2 separate regions of the Homo sapiens genome follow, and region 2 is linked to region 1. The links are chromatin loops, found by intact Hi-C in ENCODE. Cell type or tissue: PC-9. All regions are shown on one strand.

The links. Peaks named below come from ENCODE experiments on the same cell type or tissue, not always from the same donor. Only the 100,000 strongest peaks of a DNase experiment are listed, where the experiment ranks them.
Region 2: a loop joins it to region 1, with 4 times the contacts of the local background. A loop is called at or near these places in 1 of 110 quality-filtered maps.

What each region holds. Positions count from the first base shown.
Region 1 is chr1:167,081,694-167,084,193 of GRCh38, reverse strand. The region is part of intron 1 of GPA33 (glycoprotein A33); the gene reads left to right. Among named protein-coding and RNA genes, the nearest start is that of GPA33, 7.4 kb to the left of the region's middle. In PC-9, no CTCF peak of the experiment used is centred here; a DNase peak (open chromatin) is centred at 1,343; H3K4me3 peaks cover 1,203 bases; H3K27ac peaks cover 2,033 bases.
Region 2 is chr1:167,160,419-167,162,918 of GRCh38, reverse strand. It overlaps the pseudogene RPS17P6. Among named protein-coding and RNA genes, the nearest start is that of LINC01363, 34 kb to the left of the region's middle. In PC-9, no CTCF peak of the experiment used is centred here; a DNase peak (open chromatin) is centred at 1,458; H3K27ac peaks cover 2,287 bases.

The DNA of each region.
Region 1 (2,500 bases):
ATCTTGTAAAATAAAATCATGACCATGTCACCACCTCTGCTTAAAGCCCTTCCATAACTTCCCATGACTATTAGGATAAAGACTCAAATCGTTGTCATGGCCGATAAGCGCCAGGCCCAGCCCACATTTCTGGCTGCACTGGCCATGTATGGTGTGATTTGAGTTGCTTGTAAGAGGATCTTGGTGGGGGCAGGCAATCTGGCTGAAAGGGTGGATAGCAGGATTTGTCCTCAACTACTTGGATGAGACAAGGATGCTGTTTTTACTTGTCCTGTATTTGGACAAGTTTATTTGGATTGACAGTGGGAGGCTAAAGGATATCATATGGGGAATCATACACCCCCAAGAAACCTCCCTGGTGCCATAGCTACACACTGGTTTGTGTTAGTTTCTGGAACATGCCTCGCCTTCTGCCACCCCCTGACCTCTGCATGATGCCCTTCCCTCACATCTCTTCTCCTATTTTCTCAAGGTTCACTCCTGCTTATATTTCAATCTCAGCTCAAAAGGCCCTTCCTCAGGGCACCCTCTCTGTTATATCCTCCCATCATATGCATGACACTCGTTACTATGGTGGTTTTACATTTATTTCTATGATTATTTATTTATTACCATCTGACTTCCCTGGAACAGTGAACGCCGTGAGAGCAGCAACTGCATCTGTCCCTGCCCCACGTTGTATCCCCAGAGTCTGGCATAGTGCCCAGGACACAGGCACCCAGCAGCCGTTTGCTGGATAGGTGTTAGTGAATGGGTGCCGACCCTTCTGAACCTCCCCTAGCAGCAGGCTGACTGGCTTCACCATTTCCTATCCTGCCTTTCCTGCTTTTCTTCCTCCTCCAGGCTGCCCCTGCTTGTCTCCAACCTCTGTGTTCCTAATCTCACTTGCTTCTCTCAAAATGTTCCTGTCTCACATTCCTTTCCTGGGTTTGATAGATAAGGGGCACTAGCTAGTTAGGGAGATGGATTACTCCACAGGTTAAAGTGACTTAGAGAAAGTCACTTAGTGTGTCTTCCCTGCCTCTCAGACATCACCTGCATTTTAGCAGGAGCTTCTGTGCCTTCTGTCAATGGTGGAAGTTTCAGTATTGCAAGAGCTGGTGGAGGACATAGTGGACTTGGGGGGAAGTTCAGTTGCCCCTCAAGCCACCCCGGGTTGGCAGCACTCAGGTTTTGCCCTCCATCGTCTTCTCTCTGCCTGCTCTGTGGGGCTTGTCTCTGTTCCCAGATCACCCTGTCCCCTTTCTGCCTGGGGCACCAACCGTCAAGCTTGGAACCCGCCTCCTTCCTGAGGTGTTTCCCTCTCCTCTCCTACCCAGTGACCTTTGGACTGCTTCCTCATTTTCTGCCCTGGTGAGTCAGGGATGCCATAAACACCAGGCATGGGCAGAACATGGCGACAGACAGACGCTTCCCATTAGGGCCGTCACAAAGTTCACTGGGAGAGGAGCATAAAACGTATATCTGTTGGCTAGAGCTCACGCCCTGCACGTGTCCACCAATGTATCTCCATCTGCATTTGGGGAACAGGTGACACTTGCCGTGAGCAAAGCTGGCTTTCCAACTGTGCCCTGGCCCTTCCCCTCCTCTCGGGTCCCCTCCCAGGCTAAGGTCTTGCTCCATCTGGTGTCTGCTGCACTTTCAGACTCTTCCTTGCTGGCAGCACCTTCCCTATAACCTACAAACCCACCTCCATTTCTCCTTCTTCAATCCCAAAGGGGCTAAAGAAATCTGCTCAGGATCCTCTGTGCCCCTCTGGTCTCAGCTTTCTCATCTTCCAGTGTTAGGTGAGCTCCTGACAAAATAGGCTGCCCTCACTGTCTCTACTTTTTCACCTCCTAGTTGGCTTTATTGTTAAAAGAGGGCTGTATGTTTGTTGCAGAGCATTTGGGAAATAAAAGTACACATAGAAGAAATCTCAGATTGCCCCACGATCTCAGAATCCACAGGTAACTGTTATTAATACTGTATTTTGGTGTATTTTCTTCTAGAAATATTCTCTCTCTCTCTCTGTCTGTGATTGTGTAGGACTGGGACACTGTTGTATGCACAGTTTTGCATCCTGCTTTATTCCCTTATATATGCAGTCCAACACCGTGAATTGAATCCCTCGGGTTCTACCTCCTCAATAAGCCTTCCCATTAAATCTCTTTTCCTGGTTTTAACTCAGCTCCTCCCCTACACACCTCACTCCCTTAACACTTCCACTTTAACACTTAATTGGGCTCTATTAGGATGCTGGCTGACAGTAACCTCTGACTGCTTCCTGAGCAGGGATTGTGCCACATACCACTCAATCAACAAGGCCTTATTAGGACCCAGCTCAGTGTAGACACCTGGCAGGTAAAGCCGGCAAGTGGTGGATATAAGAGAAGCCTGAGACTCAGACGCTGCCCCAGGGAGCCTGCCATCTGTTGAGGGAAGGAGCCTGATGCACAGCCCATATCAACACGAGAACTACATGTACCTGGGATACATCTGCCCGAAGTGGCTCGGGAAA
Region 2 (2,500 bases), 79 kb before region 1:
TGGCTTCATGCCAGCAGTGGGGTGTAGAAAATGTGTGTTAGAAACCTCTGATAGGGCCTCTTTTACCAAGGACCAGCCAACATGGGCCGCGTTCACACCCAAACCGTGAAGAAGGCGGCCCAGGTCGTCACAGAAAAGTACTACACGCGCCTGGGCAATGACTTCCACACGGATAAGCGCGTGTGCGAGGAGATCGCCATTATCCCCAGCGAGAAGCTCCACAACAAGATAGCAGGCTATGTCATGCATCTGGTGAAGTGGATTCAGAGGGGTAAGATACCAGTAAGAGGTATCTCCATCAAGCTGCAGGAGGAAGAGAGAGAAAAAAGAGACAATTATGTTCCCGAGGTCTCAGCCCTGGATCAGGAGATCATTGAAGTACATCCTAACGCTAAGAAAATGCTTTTGGACTTCAGCATTTGGCAGTCTGTCCAACCTGCAGGTCAGTCAGCCTACAGTTCGGATGACTTTCAAAACGCCTAGGGGACCTGTTTGAATCTTTCTGCAATACTGTAATATTTTCAATAAACCTGGGACAAAGGCACAAAACAAACAAACAAACAAAAATAAACCTCTGATAGGTTTGATGGGAGTGGGGCCTGAGGCAAGAGGGCACTCATGCCTTGCTCCCCAAGGTGTAGCCTAGGCAGACAGGCCCTTAGAGAGGCACACATGATGCCAGAACAATAGTCACTGTAGCTGCTTGAGTGAGTTACTCGAGGACTACCTCACAGTGTCCTAGCAGCCTTGAGGTCCAGAGATCTGGTGTGGGGGAGGGAGAAATATTGTGAGAGGGCTAGAAACTTTAGAGGCCTTGGGTTAAGATGAGGAGGGAGCAGAGTAGCGTGCCTCATGTTCAGAGGCCTTGGCAGTGTTGCAGATATCTGTTACTGGAAAGGGGTCTCTCTATCCAGGCCCCAAGAGAGGGTTCTTGGATCTTGCGCAAGAAAGAATTAGAGGGGAATCCATAAAGTGAAAGCAAATTTATTAAGAAAGTAAAGGAATAAAAGAATGGCTAATTCATAGGCAGAGCAGCCCTGAGGGCTGCTGGTTGGCTATTTCTTGATTATATGCTAAACGGGGTGGATTTTTCATGAGGTTTCCGGGAAGGGGTGGGCAATTCCTGGAACTGAGGGTTCCATCCCTTTTTAGACCATATAGGGTAACTTCTGGGCATTGGCATGGCATTTATTAACTGTCAAGGTGCTGGTGGGAGTGTCTTTTAGCATGCTAATGCATTATAACTAGCATATAATGAGCAGTGAGGATGACCAGAGGTCACTTTCATCATCATCTTGGTTTTGGTAGCTTCTGGCCGCCTTCTCTACTGCATCCTTCTATCAGCAACGTCTTTGTGACCTGTACCTTGTGCTAACCTCTTATCTCATCCTGTGACTAAGAATGCCTAACCTCCTAGGAATGCAGCCCGGCAGGTCTAAGCCTTATTTTACCCAGCCCCTATTCAAGATGGAGTCACTCTGGTTCACATGCCTCTGACACATCCACCACAAAGGTAGAGAGGAAAGAGCCACGTAGCTGTGATGGCTTGCAGATGAGAAGACAGCCCTGGGACAAAGGTAACCTCCAGTGCCTCTCTTTGTTATGGGGCACTTAACTGCTCTTGGCCAGGCACTGTGGCTCACGCCTGTAATCCCAGCATTTGGGAGGCTGAGGTGGTCGGATCATTTGAGGTCAGGAGTTCGAGACCAGCCTGGCCAACATGGTGAAACCCCATCTCCATTAAAAATACAAAAAATTAGCCGTGCGTGGTGGCGCATGCCTGTATTCCCAGCTACTCGGTAGGCTGAGGTGGGAGAATTGCTTGAACCTGGGAGGTGGAGGTTGCAGTGATCTGAGATCTTGCCATTGCACTCTCCAGCCCGGGTGACAGAGTGAGACTTCATCTCAAAACAAAAACAACCAAAAAAACCTTAACTACTATTTTTACCTCCTTCATTACCTGAAACTTAGATGTACTCTGCCAGCCTTGTTCCAAGGGGTGGAACTTGGAATTGACTAAGTATTCTCTCCTCAAAAAATGGGGGAGAACTATACTCAAAGTGAGTTGAATGGGCAACACTGAATTTTCTACTATTGGTGGAATTGGGGGCTTGTGAGTTAAGTTAGTTACGAGGAAATAAAAATATATTTCTGCACTCTTTAGGTTGTGATCCTATCAGTTAGGATAGGCTAGATTATGCTGCAGTATCAGATAATCCCCAACTCTCAGGCACATAGCATACATGGGGCAGCTGAGGCTTGGTTCAAAATCATCCTCACTTCAAGACCTATGCTGATGGAGCTGGAACTTGCCTTTTTGCAGAAGGAAAGACAGCTCTGGAGAGTCTCCTGTTAATGATTAAATGCCCCAGTTCAGAAGTGACACACATCACTTCTATTATTTCCACTCAGAGCATATTGACCTGTATCAGCCACAGTGTCCCACTCACGAGGGGGCTGGAAAATATTGTCCTTCTCTATGTTCAGAAGGTGGCAATCC